Regions from separate parts of the Homo sapiens genome. Here region 1 is linked to region 2. A link is an interaction called in ENCODE POLR2A ChIA-PET data of the cell type or tissue named here. Cell type or tissue: B cell. All regions are shown on one strand. Region 1 overlaps KCNIP2 (potassium voltage-gated channel interacting protein 2). Region 2 holds the start of MIR146B (microRNA 146b).

Evidence for each region. Peaks named below come from ENCODE experiments on the same cell type or tissue, not always from the same donor. Only the 100,000 strongest peaks of a DNase experiment are listed, where the experiment ranks them.
Region 1: POLR2A ChIA-PET joins it to region 2 with 5 read pairs; 1 of 35 experiments calls an interaction of 5 or more read pairs at or near these places.

Annotation. Positions count from the first base shown.
Region 1 is chr10:101,828,940-101,832,939 of GRCh38, reverse strand. It overlaps KCNIP2 (potassium voltage-gated channel interacting protein 2), which reads left to right. Exons shown (of 10, transcript NM_173191.3): 2 at 1,773-1,868; 3 at 3,043-3,096; 4 at 3,741-3,865. Among named protein-coding and RNA genes, the nearest start is that of KCNIP2-AS1, 12 kb to the right of the region's middle. RefSeq lists an enhancer at 1,584-2,100 and silencers at 2,236-2,315, 3,106-3,205, 3,326-3,375. In B cell, no CTCF peak of the experiment used is centred here; DNase peaks (open chromatin) are centred at 2,059 and 3,049; H3K4me3 peaks cover 1,765 bases; H3K27ac peaks cover 3,039 bases.
Region 2 is chr10:102,433,421-102,437,420 of GRCh38, reverse strand. It overlaps MIR146B (microRNA 146b), which reads right to left and starts at 909; the gene lies at 837-909. RefSeq lists enhancers at 3,212-3,845, 3,846-4,000. In B cell, no CTCF peak of the experiment used is centred here; DNase peaks (open chromatin) are centred at 1,641 and 3,680; H3K4me3 peaks cover 404 bases.

The DNA of each region.
Region 1 (4,000 bases), 600 kb after region 2:
TCTCATTCAATCTGGAAAAGGTGAAGTTGATTGAGCTCTAACTTGCCATTCCTTTTAGATGGGAAAGGGGGAAGAGAGGGCATCTGGAAATCCCAGGAGTCTTGGGCTGAAGGCAGCCATTCTGTTCTCACCTTTAGAGGAGACAGAGGCTTAGAAGCAGGTAGGGGGCTGGGGTGGGGGGCAGGAGAGCCACCCCCGAGTCGGGCAACTACACCATTGGAGGCCCCAGGCGCAATCCAGCTTTGGGAAACTAGAGTCCAGGCTAATGGAGCCCTGGGCCAGAGGCCAGGAATGCCATCGATCCCCCTGCCTGGCCCACTGCCTCCCTCCCACCTCTCCATGGCTCCTGGGGTGGGAGGGAGGTAAGGATGTGTTGAAGGAGAGGAGGTGGTTACTCACCCAGTCACCTCCTGAGAACAGGGCCTGATCTGGAGGGTGAAGCCTGGATTGGGAGGGTGGGGTATATGGAGGGGGAGTAACCTTTAACTAAAGGAAGTTGGACCCCTCCAGGAATGGACTGAGGCCAACTTTAGTCACTGTGTCAGATCCAGTGGGATCTGATCCAGGAATCTGGATGCAGTGCAGCTGGGAGACACAGACACACACACACACACACACACACACACACACACACACACACACAGTAACACTGAGGGTCCTCTGGGGGTGCAATTAGAGCTGTAGAGCATGTGCAGAAATAAGGGAGAAGAGGGGAAGGGGAGCCATGATCAGTGGGCCATGGATAGCCCCACAATACACCAGAATACTCGCCTCCAAGATCTCTTATTGCCACAAAGTTTACTATTATTTCACCCTCAAAGAGCAAGCCATACTGGAAGAGACTGTGAAGGGGCCACAGTTTAGGGTAGATGAGTTAGCTGATGAGGAACCCTGCCCTTTGGCAGAAAGATTCTGGGCACCTTGGAATGAGGAGGGGTTACAGGAAAGAAAAGTGGGTGTACCCAGGAAAAATGAAGCCTCTGTGGGTGAGGTATTGAGGTACAGCCTTAGATATCTGGGTGCCATGGGGACCCAGGTCACAGTATGATATGGATATGTGTCATGACAACCTTGATATGTCTCATAATGTTATAAGGTCACAATGTCATAGTGTTCTTTGTAGACTCACATGTCATGATGTCCCAGAGGCATTGTGTGTTCTTGTGTGGTTTGATCATGCTGTGTGTGAGATGGCCTATATGGGTCTCCATGTGTATGCATCCTGTTTTACTTAGGTCACATTTGTATATGTTTGTGTTAAGGAGTTAGCAGGTCATTGTGTGTGTGTGTGTGAGCATGCATATTACGCCATCAGGTGTGAGTTACTGGATATCAAGCTGTCACTGGCACCCATCACTGTGATGTATTGTTCTACATGTCACTATACACGCCTGTCACTGTAGGTGTGTGTATGAGAGAGGTGTTCTTACCCAGGCAATCCTTGGGTTGGACATCATCCTGAGAGGTCCAGCCATGGCACTTGAGCCAAGGGTACTAGGTCAGCAAAGACACTGAGGCCACTGCCACCTCATCCTTGCCGCCTCGCTGTCACCGGCCACGTCCCATTAAACCAAGTGCCTGAGCCTCACCTCTATGGACTCACTGGGCTCCCCTAACCCGATTCCAACCACCCTTGCCATTCCTTTCCTCCCCTTAATTCCTCCCCCAGCCCGGTCCCCAGATGGGGTTGATTTGTGACTGGCGGGGAGGGGACAGGGAACAGAGGGACAATGGGAGTTAATGTGCCTTCCTGGGGTCTTCTCTCTTCCCAGGCCACCCTCCAGGGCCCACTAAAAAAGCGCTGAAGCAGCGATTCCTCAAGCTGCTGCCGTGCTGCGGGCCCCAAGCCCTGCCCTCAGTCAGTGAAAGCAAGTGCCTCTCATGTGCTTCCGGGGGCGGGGCTCGATGTGTGCGTGCGTGTCTGTGCATGAGTGTGTGCGCGTGTGCCCCAGGCCTGCGAGTGTGCGCATGCTCCAGGCCTGCATGTGTGGGGGGGCGTGCCCCAGGCCTGCGTGTGTGGGGGTGGGGCCTGCCCCAGGCCTGTGCGTGTGTATGTGTGTGCATGTGCGCGCGAGCGTGCCCCAGGCCGGCGTGTGTGTGTGGGGGGGCGTGCCCTACCCCTGCATGTGTGTGGAGGGCGTGCCCCAGGCCCGCGCGCGTGTGTGTGTGTATGGGGAGGCGTGCCGCACGCCTGCGTGTGGGGGAGGGGCGTGCCCCAGGCCTGCGTGCGTGTGTGTGTGTGTGTGTGTGTGTGTGTGGGCGTGACCAGCGTGGCGAGGGCGGGTGCTGGCAAGGCTGGAGCATAAGGGGGCGTGGCTACTGTGTGCGTGTGCGGCTGAAGCCAGCGTGTGTGGGCGTGGTCAGTTGGGAGCGGGTGTGTGTCACCGCTCCCGCAAAACTGTGGGACCCGAGAGTGTGGGTGTGACCATTGTGACCAGGCTGAGGCCTGAGCCTGTGTAGCTGTGGCGGCCTGTGTAGACCAGGCGGCCGTGAGGGTCTGTATGTGGCTTAGCTGGGTTAGTGTCTTCAACTCCGTGCGGCCGCCCCCTTCCCCACCGTGTTTTGGACCCCTGATGTGTGTTGCCTATGCCCCGACAGGATGGTGACAGGTGTAGAGGATGGCGCCTGCCCTCCTCCAGACGCCAGGGTATTTGGGTTTTCTGTGCCAGCCTGGTCCCCTGCTGAGTGATCTCCAGTTGAGTGACCTCGCTTTGTCTCTAGGTCTCCATTTCCTCAGTTGGGCCTTGCCCACCTCATAGGATCATACTGCATTTTGCAAACCATAAAGGCCCGCTTTGTAGTTATTTGAGCATGCTGTTGTGTTGGACTTAGATGGGTCCCACACGGGGGTGGATTCGGAAAAGGACAGGCGTGAGTCCCGCAAGCTTGTGTGCATGGGGTCCGTTTCGTGTGTGTCTGTGCTGGTTGGGTGTGCCTTTGCACGGGCTGGGTTGTGAGGTTTGCTCTGAGTGTGAGGGGCCAGGTGTGTGTCTGCAGTTGGCCGGGTCTTCCGCTTTCTCGGTGACAGTTCGCTCCCTTCAGCATTAGCCGCCCCAGCCTCCCTCCGCCCCCACAGACCCCGCCTGCTGGACCCAGGTGACTTACGCTCCTGGTGGGGGCGGGGCGGGGCAGGGCGGCTTTGCCATCTTGGGGTGGGGGGCACTTGCCTGGGGGCTGGACGTTGGGGGCGGGGCAGGATTGAGATGGGGCCGGGGGTGGGGTCTGGATGGAGGTTGGCTGAGCTGGGCGGGGCATGGCTCAGGCATGGCTGGGATAGATGGGGCTGGGCGGGGCGAGGGGAGGGGCTGGGTGGGACGAGGGGAGGGTTTGGGCGGGGCAAGGCTGGGGCTGGGCGGATCTGAGTTGGTCCCCGAAGGCCCGGAGCTCTGACCCTCAGACGCCCCCTCTTGAACTGGCTTTTCCCACTCCTCCCTTTCTAAAACGAAGATGCGGCTGGGGGCCTTCCCCTCCAACGAGGGATCGAGGGCCGCGGGGCGAGCACTGAGTCGGATCCCTGGCTCTGGGGCCAGGCCAGGCCTTGGCCCGCTGATAGACCTCGAAGATGGCCATCATCTTTTCTCCTTACCTCAGTGTCCTTGGCTCGGGGCCCAGGGAACTGGCAGCCTGGTCTCCGGCATCGGATGGGACCGGGGGGCGGGGAGGGGGTGAATGGGGCAGTGATTTGAAGAGGGGTCGCGGAGGCTGGGCCTGAGGCGCGGCTGTCCTCACCGCTCCCGCAGACAGCGTGGACGATGAATTTGAATTGTCCACCGTGTGTCACCGGCCTGAGGGTCTGGAGCAGCTGCAGGAGCAAACCAAATTCACGCGCAAGGAGTTGCAGGTCCTGTACCGGGGCTTCAAGAACGTGAGTGCAAGGCGAGGCCAAACTCAGCGAGGGTGGGACAGGAGGACCCAAGCCGGTCCACAGCTTCCCAGAAAGCATGGCTTGGATGCTTGAGGTGTGGGCGGAAGGGAGGCAAGGCCCTGAGACTGAACTTCT
Region 2 (4,000 bases):
TTGGTAGGCCAAGGCAGGCGGATCACCTGAGGTCGAGAGTTCAAGAGCAGCCTGGCCAACCTGGTGAAACCCCATCTCTACTAAAAATAAAAAATCAGCCAGGCGTGGTGGTGTGTGCCTATAATCCCAGCTACTTGGGAGGCTGAGACAGGAGAATCACTTGAACCCGGGAAGCAGAGGTTGCAGTGAGCCGAGATTGCACCACCACACTCCAGCCTGGGCAACAGAACAAGACTCCGTCTCCAAAAAAAAAAAAAAAAAAAAAAAAATTAGCCAGGTGTGTTGGCACACGCCTGTAGTCCCAGCTACTCGGGGAGGCTGAGGCAGGAGAATCACTTAAACCTGGGAGGTGGAGGTTGCAGTGAGCTGATATTGCGCCACTGCACTCCAGCCTGGGCCACAGAATGAGACTCCATCCCAAAAAAAATAAATAAAAAGGAAAAAAGAAGAGGCATCTGAGAGAGGCTTTGAAGAATGTCCAGGATTCCAACAGACAGTGACAGGCAAGAGGTGTCCCCAGGAGCACTGAGGAAGGACCAGCATGAGAAGTGTGGAGCCGGAGCAGCAGGGGTTCACTAGTGGCAGGTTATGAGCAGGATGCGATGGAAGATCAGGCGTGAAAGCTAAGTGGAGGCCGTACTATAGAAGACTTTCTGGCAGGGTAAAGAGATTTGGGAGAGCCCCTGACGTCTTTGAGCATAAGAGTAGCCCGAGTCAAAGTTATTTAAAGGTTTGGCCAGTGGGCAAGATGTGGGCCTGCAGAAGCACCTGGCTGGGAAGTTGGGAGCCCAAACCATCAGCTGCCCCACGGCCTTGGCATTGATGTTGTAGCACTGCCGGGCACCAGAACTGAGTCCACAGGGCATTGCTAGAGCTCACAGCCTATGGAATTCAGTTCTCAGTGCCAGGTGGCCAAAGTTCTTTCAGCCTGGACGCTGCTCTTGCATGCTTTCTTCTGTGAATCGTCTCCCGTTCCCAGGATGAGTAAGTTGAGGCCCAGGATGGGTCACATAAGGAACTTGTGATACCAAGAGAACTCCTATTCCAGGGAGGGTCTGAGCTTGGAGCTGAAAATGGGGGCCCACAGCTAAGGAAATGGACAGGAGTTCCATAAATTCCAACAGGAATTGGAGTAGGTTAAGAGGGGAGGGGGCTCAGGGCCATGGCAGGGATCCATCTGTCGCTTCCTGCCCAGATGTGTTCCTGGTGGGGCCTGATGTGGGGCTGGAGGGGTGAGGGGCTGGGGAAAGAGCCAGAACACGCACACTGAGAAGGGCATCTCTATGCAAACCAAGGGGCTTTCTGAGCTAAAGGGAGTCCCCAAGATATGGATCCCCAAGATAGGAGCCCAGCCCAGGAGTCCTAGCTCCCCAGAAATCTCCCCAAAACCCTGAATAAAGATTTGAAGTACCTGGGATAGTGGAGTGGAGGAGAAAGAGTTCCCTGAAGCACACTTTCATTTTCTGGAGAGTTCAGCCGAGGGCTGGGTGCTCCCCTCACTCACATGGCAAAGCTGCAGCCTATCCCAGAGAGGGAAAGCCAAGCCTGCGCCTCAGGGGCACCCCATCCCGACCCCTGCTTGAATCCAGAGAGAGGGACAGCCACTTACCCACGAAACCTCCTCTCTATGGCTCCTGGGGCTGGATCTGCAACGATGTTCTCAGCCGGTGCTCCTTAAATAAGGCCCCCACCCCCGCCCCAGCCGCCTCCCGCCCCCGCCCCATGCTGGCTCTTCTGAGAAAGGAGGAAGGTGTGGGAGGGCCAGGAACCCTGCCCAGAGAGCCCTTTCTAACCTCAAGCCAGAGCGGGACCCCGCCCCCGCCATTCTTTGAAGCCTCCCCTTCCTCACCTTGGTCTCTAACTGAGTTCTTCCCACCCCTTGAGACCAGCCCGCTGGGCTCTCTCTCTACTCTGCCTGAAAAATCTGCCCTTTATGCCAAATTCAAGTCCAGTTTCTCATTTTGAAGCAGGATGATGGGGAATGGAGGTGCTAGGGGAAGCCTCAGCGTAGGTTTCTAGCTTTTCCCACCAGCTAAGGCGATCCAGGCACCCAAACACCAGCTGCAAAATTCACTGGAAGGAATGGCGGTGAAAAGGCATCCCTCTGCCTCCTTTAGCTCTGTGCCGCTTCAAGCAGTACCAAAGGGCAGTGGGGAGTCTGTTCCCATTTTGGGGAGAGAGAGACTGAGACCTGAGGGGAAAGAAAATCAGGGGCTGAAGTTCCAGCCAGCTTCAGAATCCCTCAGGGCAGGGATCCCGGGAGCCCCTACCTTACAGTATGTGTGTGTCCTTGTGTCTGTGGGGTTCCCTCTCCTCAGCCCACCTTCTGTCCTCGACCCCCCAGAACTTGACTCCTGCTGCACAGAGCTGGGACTCCCCAGAGTTTGAGTTGGGAAAGGAGGGACTCCCCCTAAGAAGTCTTTTCCATCCTCCTCCCTTGAAAGCTCAGGAAGTTCTTTCTGATACCAAGTCACATGCAGCTGCCATCCAGCAAACAGGGGATAGGGGAGAGGGGAAGGCACACAGTCAGAAATGGCTTGCAGGGGTCTTGGGCCAGAACTCAGGGCAGCTCTACTGAGGAAACTTGAAAGTTCCGGGAATGGAGGGTGGTAGGGAGAGAAGAGTCATCAGTATTGTGCAATGGACAGGGGGAAGCAGGAAAGGGGACGGGGGAGGAAAGGGATGGCTGGTCTCTGGAGGACAGGCAAAGGCCTGGGGCTGTGGGCTGCCCATCACCCCCTTCCTAGGGGCCTGCCCGGCCAGAGTTCAAAGTCGCTGTCACCCCACCCCTCATTAACCCTAGTATCACCAGGCTGGAGTGGCAGTGTTTTTATGGGCAAAGCGACGCGAATGTGCCCCTTCCTTCCCTGCTACCTCCCCCAAGCAGCCAACATCTTGCTGTCTCTGAGGCCAGAAGAGGAAGGAGGCTGTTGTGAGGACCAGAGGTGGAAGAGAAAGCAATAAGCAGTCATCCCGTTTTCTCCATAGTTTCTTCTTCTTCCTTCTCCTTCTTTTCTTCTTCTTTTTTTTTTTTTTTTTTTTTTTTGAGACAGGGTCTTGCTTTGTCACTCAGGCTGGAGTGCAGTAGCACAATCACGGCTTACTGCAGCCTTGACCTCTGGGGCTCAAATGATCCTCCCACCTCAGTCTCTGGAGTAGCTGGGACTACTGGCGTGTGTCACCATGCCCAGATAATTTTTTATTTTTTAAATTTTTTGTAGAGACGAGGTTTTGCCATGTTGCCCAGGCTGGTCTCAAATTCCTGGGCTCAAGCGATCCTCCCACCTCAGCCTTGCAAAGTGCTAGAATTACAGGTGTGAGCCACTGCAGCATAGTATCTTGGCACTGCCTTAGTCCCTAGGAGAGAGGAAAGATGGGACTTCTCTCTTGGACTGTGAGCTCCCTGAGGGCAGGGACAGCTTCCGGGTCCCCAGCACCCCACGAAGGAACTAGCACTAAAAAGGGCTCATCCCTGCTGATGGGGGATGGGAAATTTTATCCTTGAAGGGGACTCTTCCCCTTGTGACCCATTTCAGGGTTCCCAAGAGGGGAGGGCTGTGGGGCTTCCCCACAGGGCAGCACCGGGAATCTGTGGCAGCAGGAACAAAAAGAGGAAGTTGAAGTCTTGTTGGGCCCTGGAGTTCAGCTCTCCTGTCCTAGACAAGCAGCCCTGCCAACATGGGGGATGAAGGCCCCGGGGGGTAGGCATGGTCTACAGGCTGTCCATGACAGGGCTCAGGTGGATCCTCATCCTGGCACCTGCTACCACTCCACCTCTCCCAGACCACGTCCAAAATCCCAGGCTCCACCCTCCGGAGACACAGACCTGTAGCTCACCCCAATCTAGGGGAGACATTGCTGTTAAGGGAATGCAAAAGGTACAGACAGGGTGGGGAAGTCAGTACCTAAGAGACCAGCCTGGGCCACGTGGCAAAAACCCTGTCTCTACAAAAAAAAAAAAAAAAAAAAAAATTAGCTCGGCGTGGTGGCACGCGCCTGT